Linked DNA regions of Homo sapiens: region 1 is linked to region 2. The links are chromatin loops, found by intact Hi-C in ENCODE. Cell type or tissue: ascending aorta. All regions are shown on one strand. Links, peaks and the distances in the headings refer to the core of each region. The heading gives the core; the rest is flanking DNA. Region 1 overlaps TNRC6B (trinucleotide repeat containing adaptor 6B). Region 2 overlaps TNRC6B (trinucleotide repeat containing adaptor 6B).

Region 1 (12,699 bases), core at 3,977-11,976, 50 kb after region 2:
TGGGCAAGAGGAGACAGAGGGTGGTGAAGGACATATTAACTATCTTTTGCATACATCGTTTGAAACTTACCGCATTGTAAATGTCAATAATACCTCAATAAGGAGGTAAAAGGAAAAACAAAGAAGAGAGAGAAAAAAAAAAAAGCCTTTCCTACAGGGATACCTGGAATGGCCCATTTCCCTGGCAGAACCCTGAATGACACAGCCCCGTAAGTGAGATCCCTTTATCAGTTGAAATTTCACCCTGGGTGTGCACACTGTTCCCTAAGATCACAAATCTGTAAATCAGAACTTCTGCACAGATAATTCTCCTAGGATGGGTGCCAGGTTTCATTTTTCAATGTAATGAAGTCTCTTGTAGAAAAGAGCTTAATAAGGCAAATGTCTGAATTTTTAGAGCTGTTACCTTTACATCTCATTGTTTTAATTCTCCGGAGTGCTGTAAACTACCAGCATCTTCACTGAACTTTCCTTCGATCAGTAATACCTATATTATGTGTTTATAAGGCAATTGAACCAAAGCTGTTAATTTTTTAACCATTCTTACGGTTTTGCTTGACTTCAAAGGACACCTTAGGTTCAAAGGACACCTTAGGTCTTAATGTAAGATTTAGTGAATAAATCTTTAACATCACCTCACACCTCACATTTTACTCCTGAAAGTACTTTCCTATACATTACAATTAATATGCCATGCTTCTAACAACAGCCTGAAATTAGGAGTGGTTTTACAAATATCCAAACAGGCTAAGAAACAGCCTCCTGGGGCTGGGCGCGGTGGCTCATGTCTGTAATCCCAGCACTTTGGGAGGCCGAGGTGGGTGGATCACGAGGTCAGGAGATCGAGACCATCCTGGCTAACATGGTGAAACGCCGTCCCTACTAAAAAAAAAATACAAAAAATTAGCCAGGCATGGTGGCGGGCTCCTGTAGTCCCAGCTACTCGGGAGGCTGAGGCAGGAGAATCGCTTGAACCTGGGAGGCGGAGGTTGCAGTGAGCCGAGATCACGCCGCTGCACTCCAGCCTGGGCGACACAGCAAGACTCTGTCTCAAAAAAAAAAAAGAAACAGCTTCTCAACGAGGGCTTATACCACATACTCTAACATACATACATTTATCTATTTGTTTATTTATTTATTTTTGTTTTATTTTATTTTTGAGACGGAATTTTGCTCTTGTTGCCCAGGCTGGAGTGCGATGGCACAATCTCGGCTCACTGCAACCTCCGCCTCCCGGGTTCAAGCGATTCTCCTGCCTCAGCCTCCTGAGTAGCTGGGATTACAGGTGCCCAGCACCACACCTGGCTAATTTTTTAGTATTTTTAGTAGAGACGGGGTTTCACCATGTTGGCCAGGCTGGTCTCAATCTCCTAACATCAGGCGATCCGCCTGCCTCGGCCTCCCAAAGTGCTAGGATTACAGGCATGAGCCACCACTCCTGGCTCACATACTCTAATATTTATAATCTGGAACTGCTAAAAACTATGTTTACACCTTAAGGGCCAGACCAACCCACAAAAGCCAGAGCAGCACTCTACCGTCAGCACTTGACAGCGAAGAAACTAAAAAGAAGATGAGGAATAGCGGTCTTAGCTATGGCCTTGGAAAGAACTATTCTCTACAGAAAAGTGATGAAATATGGCTCCTAAACAGGAGAGAAAATAAGTTTATCAACCAGAATCCACAGCTCTGAGGCACATATTATTCAGGAGAAAAACTGAGAACTTATAACAGTAACTGGTGGGACAGCTCTTCTAAACATTCAGGTGTTTTCCTTTTCATGTTGCATTTTTTTTATCTGCTTTCCTCCACATATGGTTCGACACAGTTTTTCTTTTCTATTGAAAGAATAAATAATAACTGACCTTTGAAATCAGATTGCTAGCAGTTCAACATCAAAATCACAGTAAATTGAAATTCCATTAAAAGGTAATTTTAGGACCAGGTGCAGTGGCTCACACCTGTAATCCCAACACTTTGGGAGGCCGAGCTGGGCAGATCACTTGAGGTAAGGAGTTCAAGACCAGCCTGGCCAACATGGTGAAACCTCACCTCTATTACAAAAATACAAAAATTAGTCAGTGTGGTGGCATGCACCTGTAATCCCAGCTACTTGGGAGGCTGAGGCAGCAGAATTGCTTGAACCTGGGAGGCCAAGATGGCACCACTGCACTCCAGCCTGGGCAACAGAGCCAGACTCTGTCTCAAAAAAAAAAAAAAAAAAAAAAAAAGGTAATTTCAGGCTAGGTGTGGTAGCTCACGCCTATAACCCCAGTACTTTGGGAGGCTGAGGTGGGCAGATTGTTTGCACCCAGCCTGGGCAACATGGCAAAACCTGATCTATACTAAAAATACAAAAAATTAGCCTGTAATCCCAGCACTTTCGGAGGCTGAGGCAAGTGGATCACTTGAGGTCAGGAGTTTGAGACCAGCCTGGCCAACATGGCAAAACCCCATCTCTAATAAAATACAAATAATAATAATAATAATAATAATAATAATAATAATAATAATTAGCTGGGTGTGGCGACACATGCCTGTAGTCTCAGCTACTTGGGAGGCTGAGGCAGGAGAATGGCTTGAACCCAGGAGGTGGAGGCTGCAATGAGCTGAGATTGTGCCACTGCACTACAGCCTAGGTGATAGAGTAAGACTCTGTCTCAAAAAACAAAAACAAAAACTAGTGGTTCTAGGAGGCCTCCTGCCTCTCAACACCAGGAAGGTGAGCACTCAACTAAGAGCCCCTCCCCTCAGGCTCTGGGCCCTCCTCTCTCACTGACCAATGACCAAGTCTCTGTCAGGGCTGCATATGCACACAGAAGAAATGGAGCTAAATAGTGTGCATGAAGATCTTTAAAAAGCATTAATCACAGGCAAGGAATCAAAAAATAAGTGAATTCAAACAATGATACATTTGATTTTCCTCTGACCATGTGTTCTCAACTCTAGGAGGATGCATATCCAGTTAACAAGATTGGAGGAGACTTGTAATGCAGTCCATCAAGGAAGGTGATTTTTGCACACCTTTCCAGATCTACGCTTTAAGAAAAAACCAAGAATTTTATGTTAGAAAATAAATGGAAGAGATGTGGACTCTGCTCCTGAGATCACACGGTATCTACTGCAAACAAGTGATCTGACGGCAGGTGGGCTTCCTGATTATGCTGCACTACTGTCATTTTATTAAGTTTGTGTCTGTTATTCGAATCCTGGAAATCCTCTGAGAAAGGGTGCTATTTGTGACACTTATCTTGGTATTGAAAAAAATCGGCAGACAAGAAAATCAACTCTGAATTCAAGACTCCACAGGTGACAGTCGTACCCTACTTCTCAATGCTCTTAATTTGTGCTCTATTTTCAGAATAGTAAAAATGGAAAGTCGTGTTCTTGTGTGCCAGCAGTTGTCATTTAAATTTAGCAAGCTGAATAATTGAATTACCTTGACGAAAATGTATATTTCTGAAAGATAAGCATGTTTAATAGTAATCAAAAACTATAGAGTAAAGCTGACTTGTGAACTTACATGACCCAATTCTTCAACTAAAATTATACACCAGTGAGAAAATGACTTCAAATCTAAAAAGTGATTTACATACAGCATTTTGATAACAACTAAGCCAACATTTACCTGTGTTTAACTCTTCAGGATCAGTTACAGGATGCCCAGTTCCATTTAAAATGACATCCAAGTCTCTATACACACAGTTCAACACCTAATTTCTACTTAGGTAACCCAGGGGAAATGTTCTGTGAATGATCTACCCCTGTAATCTTTAATAGACAATCTGAGTAACAGCTATCCCAACTATGTTCTTCTCCTTCTTTTTTTTTTTTTTTTTTTTTTTTTGAGACGGAGTCTCACTCTGTCGCTCAGGCTGGAGTGGAGTGGCACGATTTTGGCTCACTGCAACCTCTGCCTCCCAAGTTCAAGCGATTCTCCTGCCTCAGCCTCCCGCGTAGCTGGGGTTACAGGCACACGCCGCCACACCTGGCTAAGTTTTATTTTATTTTAAAAATTTTTTTAGCAGAGATGGGTTTTCACCATGTTGGCTAGCCTGGTCGTGAACTCCTGACCTCAAGTGGTCTGCCCACCTCAGCCTCCCGAAGTGCTGGGATTACTGGCGTGAGCCACTGCACCCGGCCTCAAATATGTTTTTCTGAGAGGACACTTCAGGTTCTCTTAAGCTATGAGAAGGATTTTTTTCTCCTTTCAGTTGAGCATTATGCTTTCTACACATCATTGATCTAGGGACTGTATTAGTGAGTGCATACAGTATTTTTGTATTTCTTTGTGTCTCCGGACCCCTCCAACACCTTCTTCAAAGTTCTTTTGCCTCCATCTCTCAAAATCCTGTACTCAAGCATGGTCAACTGCAATAAGCACATGCCTCTTCCAAGGTGCTCCCCTGCTACACTGCAGCCAGGCCAAGAGAAAAAGCACAGCCTTTGGAGTCTGACACTTTAAAATCAAATTTTATGTATCTTGGACACTACAATGGTAGGAGCTTGGGCAAATTATCTGGCATCTAAGTTTGTCATCTGTAAAATGGGAGCTATATACTACTTATCTTGAAGAGAGGCTGTGTTGATTAGAAATAATGGATGGAAAGCACCTAACAATACAAAGCACATGAGCTGCTACTGCTTCTGGCAGCAGGGTCCACCTCCTCCTCCACATCAAGCACCTACTCTGCATCAGCAAAGAAGGTGATGAGTAACAGAGGGATGAGGCACACGGCGCCCGGAGAAGGCACTCAAGAACCACACACGACTTCATAAGATCAGACCCATACCTCATACCTTGCGTGAAAATAAACTCCAGATGGATAAAGTATTTAAACGGGAGGAAGAGAGGAAGGAAGGGAAAGGAGAGAAAGAAGAAAGCTGGGAAGGCAACCATTAAAGCATTTGAAAAACCTGTGGCTGATTTTTCTTTTCATAATGCAGAACGAACAAAGACTTTCTAACTATGATACAAACTCAGAAGCCATAAACAAATGACAGCTACATCTGACTACAGAAATGCTTCAAAACAAGTATTATGATAGAATCCACCAAGGTCATTGTTGCTGGGGGAAAAAAATCAGCATTTATATCTCAAAGAGCTAGGTTTCATAATACATAAAGAACTCCTACAAATCAACAAGGAAAAGACCAACAATACAAAAGAAAAATGGGTGAAGGAAATGAACAGACAGTTCACAGAAAAGGAAAGATAGCCTCCTAAGATATAGATCAACTGCATTCTCTATAAGGGAATAGAGTATTCAAAGTATACGAAGACAGGCTAGGCATGGTGGTTCACGCCTATAATCCCAACACTTTGGGAGGCTGAGACAGGCACATTACCTGAGGTCAGGAGTTCGAGACCAGCCTGGCCAACATGTTGAAACCCCGTCTCTATTAAAAATACAAAAATTAGCCGGGCATGGTGGCTCATGCCTGTAGTCCCAGCTACGAGAGGCTGAGGCACGAGAATCACTTGAACCTGGGAGGTGGAGGCTGCAGTAAGCTGAGTTCACACCACTGCACTCCAGCCTGGGCAACAGAGTAAGACTCGGTCTCAAAAAAAACAAAACAAAACAACACCAAAGTACACCAAGATACCGCTTTTCACTGACCAAACTGGCAAAGACAAAATTTGGTGGTAACACACAGTTACCTTGTGTCCAAGGTAACACAGAAAAAGGCATTCACATATACCATTGCTGATGAGAATATAAACGGGTGCAATCTCTGTACGGGACAATTTGGCAGCTACCTATCAAAATGAAAGTGTACAGTCTTTGACCCAGCTATCCTATTTTTAAGTATGTATCACAGGAAAAGAATTACACATGTGGCAAATTATATATGCAAAGGATATTCACTGCAAAATATGTTTGTAACGGCAAAAGATCAGAAACAGTCCATCAATTAGGGGACTGGTTAAATACGTTATTATACCTTATCCACACAAGAGAATACTATGCAATTATAACAAGCAGTTCTTTTTGTACTAAGGAAGATAAGTCTTCAAGATAAGGTGTTAAGTTTTAAAAGCAAGATGCAAAAAATGTGTACTTGATGATATCATGTACGTAAGAAAAGGGGGGCTTTTACGCAATTTTTTATATGTGAACAGAGATTCCTTGAAACAAAACAAAAAACTGGCCGGGCACAGTGGCTCACGCCTGTAATCCCAGCACTTTGGGAGGTCAAGGCAGGCGGATCACGAGGTCAAGAGTTCAAGTCCAGCCTGACCAATAAGGTGAAACCCCGTCTCCACTAAAAATACAAAAATTAGCCAGGTGTGGTGGCACACGCCTATAATCCCAGCTACTCAGCAGGCTGAGGCAGGAGAATTGCTTGAACACAGGAGGCAGAGTTTGCGGTGAGTCGAGATTGCGCCATTGCACTCCAGCCTGGGCAACAGAGCAAAACTCCGTTTCAAAAAAAAAAACCTAGTATTACTACTGAGTCAGAGAAGGAAATGCTATTGGCTGTAACACAACTATATACCTTTTTAAACTAGAGGCATTCAATTTTTAAAAATATAATACAGGTTGGGTGTGGTGGCTCATGCCTATAATCCCAGCACTTTGGGAGGACAAGGCGGGTGGCCTGCTCAAGTCCCAAAGTTTGAGACCAGCCTGGGTGACGTGGTGAAACCCCAACTCTACAATAAAATATAAATATTAGCTGGAAGTGGTGGTGCACGCCTGTAGTCCCAGCTACTCACAAGGCTGAGGCAGGCGGATTGCCTGAGCCTGGGAGGCAAAGGTAAGGGTGCAGTGAGCTGATATGCCACCGCACTCCAGCCTGGGCAAAAGAGCAAAACTCCGTCTCAAAAAAAAAAAAAAAAAAAAAAAAAAAAAAAAAGAGAGAGAGAGAGAATACAGCAAGATGTTACCAATGGGGGAAACTGCATAAAAGGATAAAAGAGATTATTTCTTACAACTGCATTTGAATATATAATTATCTCGAATTTAAATAAAAACTTTAAGTAAAAAGAAGATAATCCACTGTATTTGAACAAGATACGGATCTGGAAGTCAAACGAGTGGTCAAGACTGGAATGCTGTCCTGAGTTCAGAAGAAAGGCCACCTTAGGCTTTGCCACAGGGACCCTAGGATTCCTCCTTGAGAACTCCCCATTTCCTCACACAAGCCCCATTCCTCCTTGGCCCTCTGGCTCACGCACTTCCCTGCCTGGACTGCATTCCTCCTTTCTTCTGGTCCTAGTAAGGCCTTCAAATAGCCACAAAACTTCCCTTTCATCTATGCATCCCCTTTAAGCCCCTTTTATTCCTGACACCTCAGCATTCTGTAGAGCGGTACGCAGAGGCGACTTAAGATTCCCCAAACATGTAGATGTGGGTTGCCTAGAGTGGCCATCAATTAAACCCTCCTCAGCAATAGACCGCAAATGGGTAAGTAAGAGGTTCCAGGGACTCCCTATTTTTACTTTTAGGAAGGGACTACGAGACGGCGTGAAGACAAAATACTGCCCAACAGAGATGGGTCAGAGAGGTCTCCAGACAGCAAGACTTAGTTGGTCTCCACTTTTCCCGGGGCTTAAAGTGAGTTAGATGTAAGTCATCCTACCTTCTGGTACATTTTAAAGTAAAAAATGAGATGGGTGGGCCAGGACAACATCACTTCAGGACAGGAAGCATTAAGATCCTTCCATTCAAGCCCCCCACATATGGACTCCTTGCTCACCAAGTGACCATCTCATTCTCCTACACAGAACACCTGGGTAAGGACAGGTATTTGGGCAGAATGTCCAGTGGGAGCCTTGGAGCAAGCGGCAGCAGGAAAGTAGACAGGAGTCAAAAAAAAAAAAGGGGGGGGGGCAATAAGAAGGTGGGCCAGGTGTGGTGGCTCACACCTGTAATCCCCGCACTTTGAGAGGCCAAGGCAGGAGGATCACTTTGAGCCCAGGAGTTCAAGACCAGCTTGGCCAACATACCGGAACCCCCATCTCTACAAAAAATTAAATTAGCTGGGCATGGTGGCACACACCTGTGGTCCCAGCTACTCAGGAAGCTGAGGTGGGAGGACCACTTGAGCCAGGGAGGTTGAGGCTGCAGTGAGCAGTGATTGTGCCACCACACTCCAGCCGGGAGAACCAAGCAAGATCTTGTCTCAAAAAGATAAAAAATAAACAGAAAACAGAGGTAGCCAAAAATCTTCAGCTAGATGAATTATCTGAGAGAGAAAATTAACAACTAAACGTATCTGCATTTATCTAGTTCCTGAGCACTCAACTGGTGTAGCAACATTGTTCCTGAAATAGCTAGACACTCAGGCTAGACAGTCGAGATCTATCTTAGGAACCCAGGTACGTACTACAAACCATTCATACACCTCAAAGAAGGAAACAGTTGTCCTGACAAAAAAGAAACTACCCGCCATGCTGTGTCACATGGAATGGTGAAAGAACTGGAATCTTCCACACATGGCCTGGACTCAGTGCCCAGACCCAAGAAGGAATGCTACAGGTATCGACAGAGTTGGGAGGGAGGGGCAGGGAACATCCCAGACACCAGGGGGGATGCCATCATCAGTAGGAAACCTAAAGCTTCCCAGAAATAAATAGCCAAGCCTTCTGGCTAAAGGCATGTGAGGCGGGGCTTTGGGTGAAAATGTCCAGTTGTTAGCTCTCCCCCACATGCCGGCTTCAGCTTCACATTTTTCCCTTACTTCATGGGACGTGTTCTGGGCCCTTACCAAATTAGACCAACGAGTCCAGTCTTGAAAAGCTAACAACTGCTCTCCAAACACACCAATTTCCTTTTTCCTAAAACAAAGGCTTTAAAAGGGAAGGGAAAGTGAAGAAAGCAAGCGCCTGCCAATTCTCCTGGCCAACTCGGGGTTTCTATAGTTAAGCTTTCCACTGTTTTACGTGCATCTTTTGCTTTTTTAAAAAACAAAGGTGAAAGGAGATGGGAAATGAAACACCGAGCATCAAAACTAAACTGTAACAGTGCTAACCAAAAGGTTACAAAAATTTCTAAGAAGATACAGTGATTTAAGCAAACACTTGAACAATAGAGTGTACACATACTTATAAAACTATTCAGTGCCTCCAGCAGGGTAGATTCAAACAGTGCCCCTCCCCCCCTCCTCCCCACCAATCTCCCATCTAAGTCACTCTAAAGCTGTCAAGAGTGACAAAGGCACCCCAATGGGGTGGGATGTGGAGGGGGCTCAAACCTCCACCCCTCCCTCAAAGGGAATGGAAAATGCACCTGAGTATACCTGCTGCCTTGACTTAAACTCTAGCTCCTGGTCACACTGGGAATTACATTCTGGCTCCGGCTCCATGACCACTGTGGGCTGTCCATGGCTATCAAGGGTTTGGGGATCCTTCAACAAGGATTCCCTGCTACACACTCCATAAGCCCAGAGTAAGCAGTATAGATTCAGAGCTCGGGAAGCCACAGCATCCAAGCTAGGACACACTGAAATGCTGCCTAGAGAAGCTCCACCCCCACCTACTACCGCAGCGATTCTCAAGGAGTTTGTAAGCTCTATCATAATTTGTTGCTAATAAAATATCTAAGTTTACAAACGATCTGTATGAAACAAAGGGTCTCCCTCTGCAATAAAACCCGTTTTTCCCCCATGCGTTCATTTAGTGTCCTCCATAGGCCACGCTTTGTTCTGGGTACTCAGGACAGAGGAGAAAAAGACCAAAATCATGCTTACATTCCAGTAAAGGGAACAGGCATTAAACCAGCAGACTGATGAATATGAGGATTCCAGTAGTAATCAATACTAGGAAGAAAATAAACCAGACAGGGTAATAGGACAGAATGTAGAGAGGACGGGGAATGGGTCCTTCGGATAAGGTGAGGGAAGGGGGGACATTTGAGAACTCAATGCTGAGACCAGGCCATGGGGAAGAACGATCCAGGTAGAGGAAAGACAGACCCAAGACATGGGGAACAGCCTTGTTTGAGTGTGAAGCGCAGGAAGGAGGTCTGGGTGGCCACCACGGACACCAATTTCCTCAGCCAAAGGCAGCAGGGAAGATGGAACAGATGTGGCGTGAGGGGCACGGTGAATGCCTGAACCATACAGACCGGGAGGGAGGGCCCCTGCTATCCTTTCCAGAACTCATCCTTTCCTTGGGCTGCAATCAAAGAACTTCCACCCTCCTGCTGGCCTCCTGTCCACCCTCCTGCTGGCCTCCTGTCTTCATTCCCAAGCCTAGACCTTTGCTTAGGTCATTCCCACCTCCATAAATGACTTTCTTGCTCCTTCATATACCTTCCTACTCCAAGCTCTCCTTTTCCACAGTGTAGTCCTGAAAGCATGGAGCACTTACTCGTTCTTTAAAGCAAGTATTTACTGCCCATGTACTAAGTGCTATTGGTCCTGGGTATAGATACAGAGGTGAACCAGACATAGCCTGTCTTCAAGGGGCTCAGCCCGGTCTCCCAGGGAGAGGAACTGGTAGGTAAACAAATCCTATACAATGGGTGACTGTAACAAAGTCCATTTGACTTTTCATTAGGTAACAGCCTTTGACAGCAACTTAATACTTTTGTGCTTGTGTGTATGATGTCATCTGCCTAGCTCAGCCTGAAAACTCAAGAGGCAAGTGAACCTGCTTCTCAGAATGCCCAGGAAGTTCTAATTTATGCCTGCTTTTCCTCAAAAGTGTCCCACTGTTGCCAATGACTCCATCCTTCCCATCAGGATCAAGCCAACATTCTTGGCTGGCTCTTAAAAGCTCGACATTCACGTGGCCTCAACTTTTATCCCCATCTCCTCTATGTCTCCCTGAAGAGACTTGTACTCGCTGTTACCAGAATCCAACTGTAATCTGTCACCTTCTGCCTTTCTTTGGTCATCTTGTGCCGCCCATGCTTGGTCCAAGAAAGGCACTTAAATAAATGCTTGTTAAACAAAGAAATAAAAAGAATGTCTGTCAGTCTTTACCAGCAGCTAACTTGAGTCTTTTGCCTCAGCCCGGTGCAGTGGCTCCTATCTGTAGTCCCAGCACTTTGGGAAGCCAAGGCGAGTGGATCATTTGAGCCCAGCAGTTCGAGACTAGCCTGGGAAACATGACGAAACCATGTCTCTATAAAAAAATACAAATATTAGCCAGGCATTGGGGAGCATGCCTTTACTCCCAGCTACTCAAGAGGCTGAGGTAGGAAGATTGCCTGAGCCCAGGAGGTCGAGGCTGCAGAGAGCCACGATCATGCCACTGCACTCCAGCCTGAGTGACAGAGTAACACCCTGTCTCAAAAAAAAAAAAAAAAAAAAGAAAAGAAAAAAGAAAAAAAAAATCATCTCTTGCCCACAAAAGCTCTCCAGGTAGCACTTCCTTTTCCTGTTCAGAATGCCTAGTTCTTGCTATCACTTGGTAATCAATGAGTTATTATATAAAAAAATTTTAAAAATCATTCCTAATATTATCAAATTGGGTCATCATCTCTAAGAATATTACAAGCACTTTGATATTAGTAGCCATAGTCTGTAAAGGACAGTATAAAGAAATGTCAGCCATTGTAACAATCACAGTAGAATTCACTGAGACAAATAGGTTTTGTCCTCTTTAAAGCAGTTACCTTGGAGGGTTCTGTGCTTATTTCAGTAATTTTTTTTTTTTTTTTTTGAGATGGAGTCTTACTCTGTCGCCCAGGTTGGGGTGCAGTAGCGTGACCTCGGCTCACTGCAACCTCTGCTCCAGGTTCAAGTGATTCTCCTGCCTCAGCCTCCTGAGTAGCTGGGACCACAGGCACACGAAACCAGGCCCGGCTAATTTTTGTATTTTTAGTAGAGACAGGGTTTTGCCATGTTGGTCAGGCTGGTCTTGAACTCCTGACCTCAGGTGATCCACCCACCTCGGCCTCCCAAAGTGCTGGGATTACAGGTGTGAGCCACCGCACCAGGCCTCAGTAATATTTTCTTGGTTCAAACTGTTTTGAAACTATTTTCAGACAGACTAAACCAGTGCTGAGGCATCTTTTTCAGCATCTGCATAGTCTACTTTTTAAAAGCAACATGGATTTGGATGTGTAAATTCTAGAAGACTAGTTTAAAAAGAAATTAATGTACACAGTCACATTGTTTGTCCCTTCCCAACACTGCCTTACACGTAGTAGTAGGTTTATGGTCCTCACTGTGACCAAAATAATGAGCAGGGTGCCAGGAGCCCAAGTTCTGCCTCTGACACCCCACGAGACCTGGGCAGGCCACTCACTTGCTTGGGGTCATACTTATGGGAAAAGAAACTGGGCTACACAATGTCAGGTTCCTTTCAGCACTACATTTTATGGTGCTTTTAGAGAATTAGTAAAAATCCAACTTCAACAAAACAATAATTTGGGAACTGCTACGTAGGACATGTGTTAAGAAGTAGTCTCTACTTTTTTATTCACTACAAAAAAGGTTGATGCTAATGATGCAGTAATGAAGACAAGGAACAATGAGGGAAATGCTTCCAAGGTTAGGAGGAATTTTCAGAGTATGGAAATGGGCTCCTGGAAGGATATACGGTACACCTAGCCAGAGCAGATGACTTAGAGGAAAGGAAGACAAAGGTACAGCTGCATTGGTCAGACAGAAGGGGCTGTACTGGAATATAGGAAGTTTTAGGAGGGCAAATACCTGTGCGCTGTGGGTTCGTGGTATCAAAACCTCCAATTTGGGACTGATGGCAACTCAAGGAAACGAAGTAGGATAATTCATGTTTGT
Region 2 (15,860 bases), core at 1,018-9,017:
TATTTAAACTGGGCATTATAAGGAACTCATAGTGCTTCCTCTGTTTGTTTCACAGCATAAAAGACATTGGTCCTGGTGGTAAAGAGACCTAGTGGAAGACACCATTGCTGATCTCCTGGGCAAAGTAGGGCAGAGGTAGGTTTTAATTTTTTAATGGGACAAACTAGTTTCTCCCCTGAACAAGGCACTGACCATGAGCTCCACTTTCACTTCTGTGAGGGAAGCAGGGGGAACTATGAAGAGGACTGGGTGGGCTGGGGCTTTGTGCAGTTGTGTATTTCACAGGTGAAAATTCTCTATGTTGTGATGATAGCTATCTTTTTTTTTTTTTTTCTCTGTCACCCAGGCTAGAGTGCAGTGGTGCCATCCCAACTCACTGCAAGCTTTGCCTCCCGGGCTCACGCCATTCTCCTGCCTCAGCCTCCCGAGTAGCTGGGACTACAGGCACCCGCCACCATGCCCGGTTAATTTTTTGTATTTTTAGTAGAGATGGGGTTTAACCATGCTAGCCAGGATGGTCTCCATCTCCTCACCTCGTGATCCGCTTGCCTCGGTCTCCCAAAGTGCTGGGATTACAGGTGTGAGCCACCGTGCCCAGCCCGTGATGGTAGTCATCAAATCAATTTTATTATCCTTGAAAGTGACGAAGTACTTAAGTTTAGTACAGGTTTTTTTGGTGTGTGTGTGGGGGGCGGTTTTTTTTTTTGAGACTGAGTTTCGCTCTTGTCACCCAGGCTGGAGTGCAATGGCGCGATCTCGGCTCACTGCAACCTCTACCTCCTGGGTTCAAGCAATTCTCCTGCCTCATCCTCCCAAGTAGCTGGGATTGCAGCTGCCTGCCACCACACCCAGCTAATTTTTGTAGGTTTAGTAGAGACGGGGTTTTGCCATGTTGGCCAGGCTGGTCTTGAACTCTTGACCTCAGGTGATTCACCTGCCTCAGCCTCCCAAAGTGTTGGGATTACAGGCATGAGCCACCGCAGCCAGCTAGTACAGGTTTTAAGGTCAAAAAAGCCCTCACTAGAGGGAGGGGGGAATGGGGAGTTACTGTTTAATAGGTACAGAGTTCAGTTTTGTAAGATAGAAAGAGTTCTGCGGATAGATGGTGGTAAATGGCAACATAAGTATGTGAATATACTTATTGCCACTGAACTGTACACTTAAAAATGTACGCTATGGTAAATTATATGTTATATGTATTTTATCACAATTTTTAAAAAAAACGCCCTCGGTATATAAAGTCAGAATCACTGGTACTGGGGCTGAAAGAGTCAATTCCCAATTAACTTAATTAAATCTTGGTTGTCAACCTAGAGAGGTATTTATTAGTCCCTTTCAATCAGTTAATTTAGTCTCATTGTTAATTTGTAAATAACCAAAAGAAAGCCAAAATCACACTAGACAACCTAAGAGTGCAAGGAATGCTGAAAAGTTTGCTGAATAATTCCTTCTGTGACTGAAGAAATAAAAGCTCTTAATAGAAGAAAACCCGTAAGTGACTGCTTAAGCAAAACATCTCTAAACAGAAACAGACTGTATTCTTATGCTATAAAAGAAAGAGTCATCTACAAAATTAGTGTCCTATAGGCAAAGGGCAAAGGGGATGAAGGCCCAATCCTCAGACATGGGAAGGCCTCTAAGATGGCATCTGGTATTTGAAACGTGGGAGAATATTAGCTGTGAACCGTTTCATAGGGTGCCAAGACTCTCATGTTGAAGTTAAGTATTGGATGCCCATTTCGTATTTCCACTATTTTATTTGTCAAACGAAAATCTGGAATTGAAAAAAGAGAGGGTCTGCGAAGACACTGGTTCAGGCTCAAAGACTACTGTTCTAGATTGAAAACCAAAGTCCTCATCAAACTGTGATGAGGACTTTCACACAGAAGGTGAAAAGTTTAGTACACAACCTGGTACATGATGTAGAGAAATCATCTAGCTGCTAGGCTGGGCGCAGAGGCTCACGCCTGTAATCCCAGCACTTTGGGAGGCCGAGGTGGACGGGATCACGAGGTCAGGAGATCGAGACCATCCTGGCTAACATGGTGAAACCCCATCTCTACTAAAAATACAAAAAATTAGCCGGGCGTGGTGGCAGCTGCCTGTAGTCCCAGCTACTCGGGAGGCTGAGGCAGGAGAATGGTGTGAACCTGGGAGGCAGAGCTTGCAGTGAGCTGAGACTGCACCACTGCAGTCCAGCCTGGGCGACAGAGCAAGACTCCGTCTCAAAAAAAAAAAAAAAAGAGATATCATTAATCATTTAGCTGCTATAGCACACAAGTACTCACTGGTATTTCATTTGTCGGGAGAAGGGTTCTGGGTCTTGGAATTTCCCAAATCAGATAAAATCAAGACGTGCTGATTGCCGCGGGAGAAGCCAGCATTATCTTCCTCTGGATTCCCTCCTACATATCTATGGGGATTTACTGGAAGGACTTCTCTGGCTTTAGAATGCAAAAGCATTTATAAAGTATGCCTTGAGAGCCTCCAAAAGATTATTATAATGTGGAAACTAAAAATGAAAAATATCTCGTATCTTTGAAAACTTCATTTTACCCACAGCAACAGTTTTATAGTTCAAGGTTTCAAGGTCATGGGAAAGCAAGACGAAGGGTAAAAGGGAAGTAGTTATTTGTTTCCAAGAAAATATTTTTCCCCTTACTTAGGACCTTGAGGACCCCAGTTGCCTCACACCTTTCATTTAAAAATCCTCAGTTCTGGCTAGGCATGGTAGCTCCCACCTGTAATCCCAGCACTTTGGAAGGACAAGGCAGGAGGATTGAGCCCAGGAGTTTGAGACCATCCTGGCAACAGGGCGAAACCCTGTCTCTATTAAAAAATACAAAATTTAGCCAGGCATGGTGATAGTTCCGGCTACTAAGAAGGCTGAGGTGGGAGGACTGCTTGAGCCCAGGAGGTTGCTCAGCGAGTCGTGACTGTCCCACTGCACTCCAGTCTGGGTGACAGAGGGAGAACTTGTCTCAAAACAAAAACAAACAAAACAAAACCTCAGTTCTGCCTTCTCAGAGCGAATGAGCAAGTGCGAACATTTCTAAGCAGGCTACCTTCATTTGTTTCTTTCCTCCTTGTCCCCAGCTTGCTGAGTTGTGGGAGGAAGCACTGCCCTGAGAGCCAGTGGTGTTCCAGACTCCTCCATCCTCCTCCTCTTCCCAGCTGGGATGGCGAGCTCCTGTGACTGGCCCGTCACTCTCCCCCCAGCCGTCTTGCATAGATTTGGAATCTTTAAGGAAAGAATGAATTAACTCTTTGCAACAGCTATATAAAACAATCATCAGAATAATAATTCCTTGCAGATGCAGCATTTACGTGTCTTTGTAATTTTATCTACTCCATCTCCATGGCAAGACAAATATTATTACTCATTTTTTAGAGAGCAGGAAACTAAAATCCATAAAGCTTCAATGATACACAGAAAGTTAACAAACCATAGAATCAAGGCCTCCTGATTTATGGATCAATGCTTTTTCCCTTGCACAAAGTTGGACAGGAATTTCAAAACTGAAAAGAACTTATCACAACATTCCTGGCAAGAAATTTCACATCTCAATTAAGATAAATCTGTTCCTCTTAATGAACATGGTTTACTGTAGCCCTGGTTTTATCCTCCATTCAGTATGTACTTTATATACAATGGACACTATAAATACGAGGTATGATAAAGGACAACTGTCTAGCTTGCTTGGGGTGAAGCAGAGACGAACAGAACATGAAAAGGGGGAAAATTTTTTATAACATTTTTGAATATTAGAATTATGGTGAAAGAAGAAAAATTCACATATAGCCATGGAAATCTAAAATGTATTAGAACTACACACTTGAAATGTATTAGATACTAAAGAGGCAAAGAATTTATACGTAGTGGTTTTGAAAAGACAGAAGGAAAAAATGTGAGGAAAGGAGAAAGGAAAGCAGAGAGAAATCCAAGAGGCTTTAATGTTTGAGGAAGTGGGACATCAGTATCCCATTCTAAACAAAGATCTTTAATTTGAAGACTGGAATAAGTCCTTAATTCCCTCCGAAAATACTGTACAGAATCAAAACATACTTTGCAGTAAAAATACTGTATAAAATGATGAAAGAAAAGGAAACACATTCTCTTGCCTGGAAACTTCCATCTGCACCTCTACTCTCCCACATGACAGGACATTTATGAAAGTCTTCTGATTTGTACATAGCTTTATATGAAGAGTTTAAGGGCAGAAAATTGGCTCTTCCAGGCCTTTCCTTGAAGGACAGCTGTCACCCTGTAGGATCAGGCCTATGATAGACAAGTAGGTTTGGGCCAAGTACATAAGGCACAGGGCAATTAATTTCTTCTAACTGTAGCATCTCATCCCCTAGCAAGGCCCAGGTGAATCTGACAGTCTCCCAGTGGGGTTCATTGTAGCCACAGGAAGGGGCTGTCTGTGCACAAGGGGGAGGGTTGGGATGCTCCTCTTCCTGCTGCTGGAAGTGCTGCTGATAACCAGGACTGCTGCCTCTGTATATAGGATTATATATTTATATAATACCATATTTATGATTTATATTATACAAGCATAGGCTTTATAGCATCCACTGACAAGCAACACGAGCTAAAAACCCAATATAAATAACACACTGACCCCTTTAGAAAAATGAAGACATGCAAGTGAACCTTTCTTTTAGAGAGATAAAGCTAAACTTCTAACAAATGTTTCTTACAGAAAAGATAAGAGAGGTCTAATTTTTAATCATAGGATTCATAACATCAAATTTAAGACAGGCTACAGAAGATCACAGGGTAACTGTCTCCATCAACTGGTAGACTATGATGGTTTAGCCCTTTCTTCCGCACATTACACATTTAACTTACCCACAGAAAGGATGTGTGCTATAACTACAGATGATCCTGAAGAGTAGAAGACATTTTTAGAATCTGAGGAAAAGTGGTTTTGTGATAGAAGAGAGGTGATCCTGAGGTTGGGAAAGACACATGAAAATCCTGAATATACTGCTAAAGGATCTCTTTGTGCCCAGGGTCTGATTAACATCTTCTTGCAGCATTTTGGGTCTATTTCAAGTCTACTAGATTACATTTCCCATGATGATACGACTGATTTCACAATAGAAATAATGATAAAAACAAAATTTTCATAAAGCTAACTATTTTAATGAGGTCGAGGAGATTCATGATTTTTAAAATGTAGTCAAATTACTACATATACACACATGTGAATTTCCAGAATAGAGCTAATATCACATTCCCTTATGTGGCACTGTAAGAGTACTGAATATAATGTGATAAACTTAACAGAATTTATCTTCTTGTTTGAATTTTGGTCATTCCAGAAATGTTCATTATTTAATCAAAAGATAATCCCTTAAATCTGCTTCTATATGGTAGAAAAGAGATGTTGGAACATTTTAAAGAAAGTTACAAAAGTAAGTGTAAACAGGCACCTGAATTTAGCAACAGTCAATGAGACATTCCATAGCCTCAGTCCACAGAGTTCTGCTCATTACTGTGACCACACATCACCAGCTGGATCAAGTACAGCTTAGATTTTAGATTTTCAATGATTCTGAATAAGTGTGACGTTCTTCATTTAAAAAATTGAAGTGAAATTTATGCCAGGTTTAAAAAATCTGAAATGCTCTTATGTGGAAGAGAGACAACGGCAAAGGAAGGTGCAGAAGGATGAAGTCACTGGGCAGCACAGATCGTGTTCCACATTAAAAGCCAGGAACTCTTGTTTTAAATTATACTAACAAGTAGAAATGCAAGCTAGATATGGTGAGCACATAGTCACTGGGCTAAAAGAGCATCACATCAAAATTATAATTCTGTCCAGATACTAAATTTAAAACAAAATTAACTTATGATTTTTAATTCACCTTAAACATTTTAAGAAACGCCAAGCCAAGCCACAACCGTTTGCTATTAACTAATTATTTAACACTCAAGGTCCTGAATCTCATTGAATCAACAGCTTAAAACTAAACAGCCCTCACCAAAATGTCAGATTCTCAAATCTGACATTTGACAAACATTTAACAAAGAATCCCGGCCGGGCACGGTGGCTCACGCCTGTAGTCCCAGGACTTTGGGAGGCCAAGGCGGGTGGATCACAAGGACAGGAGTTCAAGACCAGCCTGACCAACATGGAGAAACCCCATCTCTAATAAAAATACAAAAATTAGCCGGGCGTGGTGGCGGGCGCCTGTAATCCCAGCTACTCGGGAGGCTGAGGCAGGAGAATCGCTTGAAGCTGGAAAGCAGAGGTTGCAGTGAGCCGAAATTGCACCACTGCACTCCAGCCTGGGTGGACAAGAGTGAAACTCCGTCTCAATTAAAAAAAAAAAAAAAAAAGGATCCCTCAAAAATGAAAAGCTTCACACTTACTAGGCTTCATGGCATTGGGAGCGTTGGCGGGCGTGTTCCCCCAGCCTGTGGTCGATGCTCCTGTATCATCCATCTCGCCCCACCCAGGACTGCTTTCATTTGGCTCACCCCAAGCGGAAGTACCATTATCTGGAGCAGGTGGTGTGCTTTTGCTCCAGACTATAAAGAAAGGAAATGTCTCTAAGAATCATTTGTTAAATGAAATGCCATAATATCCAGTGGGGTGAAGGTGGAAGGAACAGGCATGCCTATATTCTGTTGGTAGAAATGTAAATAGATTCAACTTTCATGTGAGGGGTATTTGGCAATGCTACTTTTTAAAAAATCCGATGCACATTAAACTTTTCACCCAGTAACTCAACTGCCAGGAATTTTTTTTTTTTTTTTTTTTTTGAGACAGAGTCTTGCTCCATCCCCAAGGCTGGAGTGCAATGCCGTGGTCTTGGCTCATGGCAACCTCCACCTCCCAGGTTCAAGCGATTCTCCTGCCTCAGCCTCCCGAGCAGCTGAGATTACAGGCGTGTGCCACCATACCCAGCTAACTTTTGTATTTTTTTTTTTAAGTAGAGACAGGGTTTCACCACATTGGCCAGGCTGGCTTCAAACTCCTGACCTTGTGATCTGCCTGGCTCAGCCTCCCAAAGTGCTGGGATTACAGGCATGAGCCATCATGCCCAGGCTGCCAGAAAATTATACCATAAATATACTTGTAAAAATAGGTGAAATTACATGTATAACAATACTCACCGCATCACTGATAGAAAAAATTTGGAAACAACCTAAATATCCACCACAAGGGGACTGGTTAGACCAATTGTGGGTCACCCATAAAAGAAGTACTGTGTAAAGGCCAGGCACAATGGCTCACGCCTGTTATCCCAGCACTTTAGGAGCCAAGGCGGGTGGATCTCCTGAGGTCAGGAGTTCAAGACTAGCCAGACCCACATGGCAAAACCCCATCTCCAGCAAAAAATACAAAAATTAGCTGGGCGTGACGACGCATGCCTGTAATCCCAGCTATTCGGGAGGCTGAGAAGGAGGCTCACTTGAACCCGGGAGGTGGAGGTTGCAGTGAGCCAAGATTGCGCCACTGCACTCCAGCCTGGGAGACAGTGAGACTCCCTCTCAAAAAAAAAAAAAAAAAAAAAAAAAAAGAAATACTGTATATGAAGCAATTAAGCAGCAGACTATGTGCTAAAATTGGAAGCTATAAGTATAATGAGAAAAGCAAGGTGAAGAACAGTATACGAAGTACAATCCCTTCTCTGTAAAATTTTTGAATGGGACACAAACTTCTAAGAGATTACCTTTGGGAAGAGACCCTAGGGGTTAAGATTATTATTATTATTATTATTATTATTATTTTTTGAGACGGAGTCTTGCTCTGTCGCCCAGGCTGGAGTGCAGTGGCGTGATCTCAGCTCACTTGCAAGCTCCATCTCCTGGGTTCACCCCATTCTCCTGCCTCAGCCTCCCGAGTAGCTGGGACTACAGGTGCCCGCCACCACGCCTGGCTAATTTTTTCGATTTTTTAGTAGAGGCGGGGTTTCACCGTGTTAGCCAAGATGGTCTCGATCTCCTGACCTCATGATCTGTCCGCCTCGGCCTCCCAAAGTGCTGGGATTACAGGCGTGAGCCACCGCGCCTGGCCAAAGATTATTTTATTGACTATCTTTTGCTTTTCCACACAGTTTGAAGGTTTTTGCTATGTGGATGTAGCTTTTTAAAATTTTAGCAGGTTTTATTCTGCATGGGGAGCCAGTGAGAAATCTTCATTTCCTTCCTCATTCTTTTCAATACTTGAAAAAAGAATGAGTTAAAAGTAATCATTTTTCTAAGAGGCCACAAATGGATTAGCTGAACACTAGAGGTGTACTCGGAGAAAACTGATTCTTGGCTGGGCACAGTGGCTCATGCCTGTAATCCCAGCACTTTGGTAGACTGAGGCGGGTGGATCACCTGAGGTCAGGAGTCTGAGACCACCCTGGCCAACATGGTGAAATCCTGTCTCTACTAAAAATACAAACATTAGCTGGGCATGGCAGTGGGTGCCTGTAATCCCAACTACTCAGGAGGCTGAGGCAAGAGAATCACTTGAACTTGGCACGGAGGTTATAGCGAGCCGAGATCGTGCCACTGCACTCCAGCCTGGGCAACAGAGTGAGACTCTGTCTCAAAAAAAGAAAACTGGTTCTTAATATTAATTTTAACTAAAAAAAGACTGAAAGGTGCATCCCCCTTAATTTGTTGAACTATATGCTCTATAGGGACATTCAAGTTGACAATGACAAACTAAGAATGGCATTACCATTGCTACTTTTACCAGGTATGATGTTTCCTATTCAAATAGTGACGGAAGAAAGTTTAATTCTGGGCAACTGACTATCCTAACAATCGCTCTTTTTTTTTTGGCAACAGGGTCTCGCTCTGTCTCCCAAACTGGAGTGCAGTGGTGAGATCATAGCTCCCTACAGCCTCCCATCTCCAGGGCTTAGGCGATCCTCTTACCTCAGCCTCTAGAGTAGGTGGGACTATATGCACATGCACCACACCCGTCTGATTTTTAAAAAATATTTTTGTAGAGACTGAAGTCTCTCTAGGTTGCCCAGGCTGGTCTCAAACTCCTGGGCTCAAGGGATCCTCCTGCCCTAGTCTCCCATAGTGCTGGGATTACAGGTGTGAGCCATCTCACTAGGACTGAGATAACAATCTCTTATACAAAGTACTCCCATTCCAGAGGTAATCATTAAAAATCATCCAGAAAGAGACTGAAACCTTCCAGATCCAGCTTTGCTTCAGCATCATCATGGCCTTTGGAAAAACACAGAATTATTTCCCTTTGCTGGGGAAACAGAAGCAGAGACATGTCCATGGGTAGAACCAGAATGGAAATCAGGTCTATTTCTGCTACTACTTTAATTCTTTATTTTAAAATCTAGAACATAGTTTGTTTGGCAAGATATGTCTTTTGGATTCTGCAGACCAATACAATTACAGAAAAATAATTTTGGGGACTAACACAGGGTTGTCATCTTTTCCTTTTGCCAAGAAAGAACATTAAAATGTACTACCAGCATCTGCCATCACTAGCATTTCATAAAAAGAGGTTCTGTTAGCAACAGAGTAGAAACTGTAGGAAAGCATCTCAGAACAAAACTAAGTTGAATAAATTCACCTAATAAAAATGCCTTGGTCTAGGATTCCTTTTCTTCATCAAAAGCTGCAAGAGAAAGCCACTGCTTACCTGATGCCGATTTACTGGTCATTGGGGTGGGCAGGTTTGGTTCTCGAGGTGCTGGGCCCCCTTGGGAATTCTTATCCCACAGATTCACATTCTTGTAGTTATAACTGTTAGGGTCTCCCCATGCTGAAGTGCCATCATCAATGTCCATTTTCCGACTAATTGACTGTGGGGATGGCTCTTCCCAACCACTGGGTTCCTCATCCTTAGGTGTTGCAGGCTGTGGCCCGCTGCTCCAGCTGGAATTGGAAGGTCGAACGTTGCCTGGAGGTGGTGGGGGTGGGCCTCCCCACGAACCAGAAGCCTCTGGTTGTGGTGGCGGCGGCTGCTGTGGGGGCTGCTGCTGTTGGTGTTGTTTATTCCAGGAATTGGGCTGTCGGCCCGTCTCATTCCATGCTGGGGATCTTTTGCAATCCTCCCACCCACCTTTTGAAGCTAGGCTTGCATTGCCACCATTACCCCAAGTCCCGATTTCATTCTGCCCTCCTTCACCCCACCCAGACACAGGTTTACTTGCAGAACTTTCCCAATTGCTGTTTTTTGTCTGATCGACTTCCTCCCCCCAACCATTCTTTCCAGAAGACCATCCTTGATTGGGCTGGCGTCCACCTCCCCACCCCTGATCCTTGCTGGGATTCTCATTCCAAGAGGAAGGTGTCTTTTCATCAGGTCGTCCTCCTCCCCAGTTGGAAGAGTTGTTGTTCTTGTAGTCATTCCAGCCTCCTGTGTTCTTGGGGTCTTTCCACTCTGTAGAGGCTGAGAGCTCCCCCCATCCAGACTTCATTTGATTGCTTTGGCTGGGTGCATCTCCCCAGCCCCCTGAGTTCTTGGTCTGTGTGGCAGCGCTCTCCCACCCCTCAGTTCCTTTGTCAGATTTCCCCTCAGGCCTTGGCACCTCTTCAATGTCCCACACTGTGTCCTGCTTAATTTGAGTTTGGCCCCAGCCAGTGTTTGAGAGCACCCTGGGGTCCAAATCAGTTCGGCTCAAAAGAGTCTGCAAGACAGCCTGACAATCAGGATGTGTGGGCCTGTACGACCGACGGCCAGAGTTATGACTGTCACTACTTCCTGCTTTGTGGTTGCTTCCAGTGCTTTGACCTCCAACTTCACTTCCTGTGGAGCTGGAAGATCTTCCCCAACAGGGAGCCTGGGCATTGCCTTGGTTTTCAGGGAGGGGGTGGCCCTTTTGATTGTCCCATGCTCCAGTGCTAGAATTTGGTTGGTTTGGACCACTCCATTCTCCAATTTTCAACTCATCAGACCCAGTCGGCTGTTTCCATTCTCCCTGAGAGACCCCAGATGTCATTTTGTTCCCTTCACCCCATTTGTTGTCATTAGAGTCCTGGGGGCCAAAGTTCCAGGACCCACCCGTAGACCTGTTATTGTTGTCCCAAGAGTCATTTTTTGACCCAGTTGATTTCTGAACAGAAGCTCCTTTCCAGGAGTCCTCTCTCTCTTTTCCATTGTTCCCATTGTTTCCAGAATTGCTTTGTCCAGAGACTGTGTCAGTTCCAGAAGGCCCCCTAGCTGCACCCCAAGATCCAACACTCCCAGTCTTTCGATCTCCAGTGCTTTGTGAAGGGGCATCAGTGCTCCTGGAGGTGTTCCCCAAGCCCATTCCAAAGGGCATTCCCTTATTCTCCATGGGGTTTGGTGAACTTAAGTTCAAGGAGTTAGTGTTTCCATTTTTTGGTCCATCAGTGTTATGAATTTGAGCCTGTTCTCTGCCAGAGACAACAAAATTAACACCCGCATTTTCCATCTTTGACTGCTGTTCCCTGGATGTCTGACCTACTGTGCTAACCTGTGCACTGGAATTACTATTATCTGTTTCCAATGCCCCTTTCCTAGAAGTTCCTTCTTGGACCAGTGCTGGCCAGGCAGATGGGTTGCTATTTGGGTTAAAGTTGCTGAAGCCAGAGCCAGGTCCAATTCTATCCTGACCACTCACATTCCTCCAATTTCCTAGTCCATTGTTGTTCTCTGTAGTAGAGTTGGAAGATTGAACAGATTTAGCCTTAGGGTCAGATTTCCAGACCCCAAGATTACATTCGTTCCCAGAACTTGCAGACTGGCACTGGCTCCCTTTTCCTTTGTTACTAGTGGTGCTTCCTGGCAGAGTGCTCTTCTCAGAGCCAGGGTTCGAGGCACTGTTGTTATCGGTGGTGTTTTCGGAAGAAGATTCAGTGTCTTTGCTGGCAATACAAGGCCACTCTTCCATGTCAGACCCGTCTACAATCACCTTGTCCCAGATGTGAATTGGGTTGGGGGAGGTGCCGTTGTTGGAGGAGGCTCCCGAGCCCCAAGTGGAATTTGCATAATTTGAAGCAGCAGCACCTCCAAGGGTTGAGTCTGGGGAACAGATCATCTTATTAATCACAGCTTCAAATGCATTCATTACCCATTAATCCCTCAAAGGGGCTCTCCTTTGAGCTCTGCCCTTAGGAGAGCTGATCACATGCCAGTTTCTCTCAACCCAGTTGCTTGTATCACAACTGTCTTAGTCATCTCTTTTTTTTCATTTGCCTTGTGTTACACCGGTTAAGTCTAACTTCATCTCTCTCAAAGCTACGTCCTTTGCCATTCCTATTGACAGAGAAGGGCCTTCTTGTATCTTGGGACAAGGCAATAGCAATGGCACTCTAAACTTGCTCTGTATCTTCAACCTACTCTAAACACCCCTGGCTGGAGCAATCTTTCTAAAGCACACTTTTGATTATATCACTGCTGTATGGAGAACCTTCAACAGTTCCTTAGTGCACAAGAATAAAGCTGAACTCCTTGGCCTCGAATGTCATCAAGATGTTCCATGACCTGGGACCAACCAACTTTTCTAGTCTTATCTTCTACTACCTCCTATGTAGATGTCAATATTCGATACTACTTGACATTCCACAACTTGTGCCTTCTCACTCTGGCACCATTTCACGTTGGCACCTACTGTGTTTTCCTGCTGAATTCACACAGTGAAATTTACTCATCCTTCTGGGCCCAATTCAAGTGTCATTTCATCTGCGAAGCTGTTTTCAAGCTCATCACCTGAAAATAATCTTTCCCTGTCTAGAGCCATTTTGCTCAGTGCTGTGGCACCATGTTCACAACTTTCCTTCCCCATGTTAGCGTCTTTTAGGCAGAGACCCTAACTTGCTAACGTTAGAATTCCACACAGCAGCCAGCACAATGCTGCGGAGTAAGCATCTGCTGAATGATGAATACCCACTGAGCCACTGAGCTAGGTGCCCAGGGTGGCAGGGGTGTCACATGAGTATGAATTAGGCAGAGTTCACAACCCCAAGGAACTTAATCTGTTAAATGAGTCTGGCTCACCATATATTTTGGTGGAATTTACCATATTTGGTGGGAAAAACATGTTTTTAATGAGATCATTTCTTCTAAATTTATTTTGGCTTCTTTAACCAGGCAGCTTTTAATCAATTTGAAGTTTCAAAAAGTATTATACGGAGGCATAGAAAAATAAAAAGCATAGAAACCGAAACTCGAGATTTAGGGGCCTCCTCCGTTTTAATAATGTGGACTCTGACTCACACTGGACCCCAGTCTCCACCTAGGCCTGGCTACACTCGGCTGCAGAAACTCCGCCTGACAGGGCCTGCCCCTTCACATGCTTCCTTTTGCAGCTGGTTTGGAGAGCCAGGAAGGAAAGGCCATGGGTAGGGCTTATCTCTGCAGGAAGTCTGTGTCACCACGAGGTTTCTTTCCATCCTTACTCTGCACACAGCAAGATGGTGACCAAATTTTCTAGGCAATTATTTGTTTAAACTCAGAACTCAAATAAAGCATCCTACTGGTGACAACCATCAATTCATTATCTTTGCCAATGCCTAATGGTATTCAAGCTCTGAATTTTAATATCACCCCAAAAGACATTTTAAGTTGAAATCTGTTAATAAACTTTAAAAGATATTTAGAATTTCTTAGCTGTTAGTTGACTTAGTATTCATCTATTAAAAACTCTCACAACTTTTTTTTTTTTTTTTTTAAGACGGAGTCTGGCTCTGTCACCCAGGCTGGAGTGCAATGGCGCGACCTCGGCTCACTGCAAGCTCCGCCTCCTGGGTTGACGCCATTCTCCTGCCTCAGCCTCCCGAGTAGCTGGGACTACAGGAGCCCGCCACCATGCCTGGCTAATTTTTTTATATTTTTAGTAGAGACAGGGTTTCACCATGTTAGCCAGGGTGGTCTCGATCTCCTGACCTGGTGATCCACCCGCCTCGGCCTCCCAAAGTGCTGGGATTACAGGCGTGAGCCACCGTGCCCGGCCAAAAACTCTCAAAACTTCTAGTAGAACCTTTCAGCTAAATATCCCTTATTTCTACATACAGTTTTTAACAAAGCTCAAAATCCAGGGCCCACAAAAAGAAATACTGAGTTTAAAAATCTAATTTAAAAACTATAGTATTATTTTAGAATCCTCCGAAGATTCTATATTGCAATGTAGCAAATCATTTTCTCTATCCTCCTAGCATTCTGGAAACATAACACAGGCATCTAAAGATTCGCCTTCGCACAAGCCCCATGTCCAATTATGCCCTGAACACATATGACGGTGGAACTATGGAGGCTCAAATTTGTAACACTCTAGTCTGAGAAGGAAAAAAGGCCCCCAAAATAATAAGCAACAGCAGTTAAGTTAGCCCTTATGCCAAGAGCACACACTTACGGAACACTAAACCTCAGTTCCAAGAATCACCAATACACATCGCATACTAGGATCCTCTCTCATCTTTTGACTAATCCCAGTGGTTTATATAATGAATGGCTTTCCTGGACTTTACATCAAGCAATGCAAACAAAGTGCTCTCTCTCTGTCAAGCTGCCATGCATTCGATTCACAGGGTGCCTTACCTGGCGCAGTCCCACTCTCACTCTGCAGCAGCGCTCCTGTCACTTGTGCGTTGTTTGGGTTTGCTCCAGGTGCTGTGCAGGGAGGAGGCCCTGCCCCACCCCCAAGGAGCATGCAGGACGGTGGAGGGGGCTGCCCACGTTTTAGTAACACTTTGTGGTCCTGCTGGCAACGGAATCGCGGCGGCACCTCCCGAGGCATGTAGCGGGCGGCGCTTGGCGGTTGTCCGTTCGGCACTGCCACCCTTTTGGCATTGTTGCCACCATTGACTGGTGGCGATGGAGAGCTGCCAATTGGGCTGGCGGCCGTTGGTTGGCTTAAACTTGGTTTCGTCACTTCGGGCACTAAAAGAGAGGGGTTGGGAAACAGTCTTTGAAATACATCAAATACATTTTTTCTAAAAATTTTAAAAATAATTTTATTATTTTATTTAGAGATGGGGTCTTGCCATGTTGCCCATGCTGGTCTTGAACTCGGGCTCAAGGGACTCTCCCACCTTGGCTTTCCAAAGTGCTAGAATTACAAGAGTGAGCCACTGTGCCTGGCCAAGATTATTATTTATTTATTTATTTATTTATTTTTGAGACGGAGTCTCACACTGTCACCCAGTGTGAGTGTCGCCCAGGCTGGAGTGCAGTGGTGCAATCTCCGCTCACTGCAACCTCCGCCTCCCAGGTTCAAGCAATTCTCCTGCCTCAGCCTCCCAAGTAGCTCGGATTACAGGCGCCCACCACCAAAACCAGCTAATTTTTTGTATTTTTAGTACAGACAGGTTTTCACTATGTTGACCAGGCTGGTCTTGAACTCCTGACCTCATGATCCGCCTGCCTTGGCCTCCCAAAGTGTTGAGATTACAGGCATGAGCCACTGCACCCAGCCTATTTTTTATTTTTTTGAGATGAGGTCTTGCTGTATAACTCGGGCTGGAGTGCAGTGATCTTGGCTTGCTGCAACTTCTACCTCCAGGGCTCAAGTGATCCTCCCACCTCAGCCTCTTGAGTAGCTGGGACTACAATGCATACACCACTATGCCCAACTAATTTTTTTTTCCTCCTCTAGAGACAGGGTTTTGCCATGTTGCCTACCTAGACTGGTCTCGAACTCCTGAACTCAAGCTATTTACCCACCTCGGCCTCCCAAAGTGCTGGGATTACAGGTGTGAGCCACCACACCCAGACCCTGGCTAAGATTATTTGTAAGAAAGCTTACATGGTACCAATTCTAACAAAGTAACTTCTCCTTTTACTCTACTCTCAAGGGAAACAGTTTTTCCAAATTCTCCACAATCTCTCCAGTTTGCTGAAGGTAGGATGAAGGTGGCGGCTGACAGTGACAAGAATTTAAACACAGCAAGGTCATGGAATACATTC

Evidence for each region. A loop is a pair of places that touch in the nucleus more often than their neighbours do. Peaks named below come from ENCODE experiments on the same cell type or tissue, not always from the same donor. Only the 100,000 strongest peaks of a DNase experiment are listed, where the experiment ranks them.
Region 1: a loop joins it to region 2, with 2.1 times the contacts of the local background. A loop is called at or near these places in 12 of 110 quality-filtered maps.

Annotation. Positions count from the first base shown.
Region 1 is chr22:40,216,891-40,229,589 of GRCh38, reverse strand. The region is part of intron 1 of TNRC6B (trinucleotide repeat containing adaptor 6B); the gene reads right to left. Among named protein-coding and RNA genes, the nearest start is that of TNRC6B, 45 kb to the right of the region's middle. RefSeq lists an enhancer at 898-1,399. In ascending aorta, for the core only: no CTCF peak of the experiment used is centred there; a DNase peak (open chromatin) is centred at 8,647; H3K4me3 peaks cover 899 bases; H3K27ac peaks cover 4,776 bases.
Region 2 is chr22:40,260,806-40,276,665 of GRCh38, reverse strand. It overlaps TNRC6B (trinucleotide repeat containing adaptor 6B), which reads right to left. Exons shown (of 23, transcript NM_001162501.2): 4 at 14,493-14,834; 5 at 9,630-11,978; 6 at 6,386-6,544; 7 at 3,066-3,241. LOC124905121 (a long non-coding RNA gene) reads left to right here. Exons shown (of 2, transcript XR_007068107.1): 1 at 1-135. Among named protein-coding and RNA genes, the nearest start is that of ADSL, 78 kb to the left of the region's middle. In ascending aorta, for the core only: no CTCF peak of the experiment used is centred there; no DNase peak of the experiment used is centred there; H3K27ac peaks cover 3,201 bases.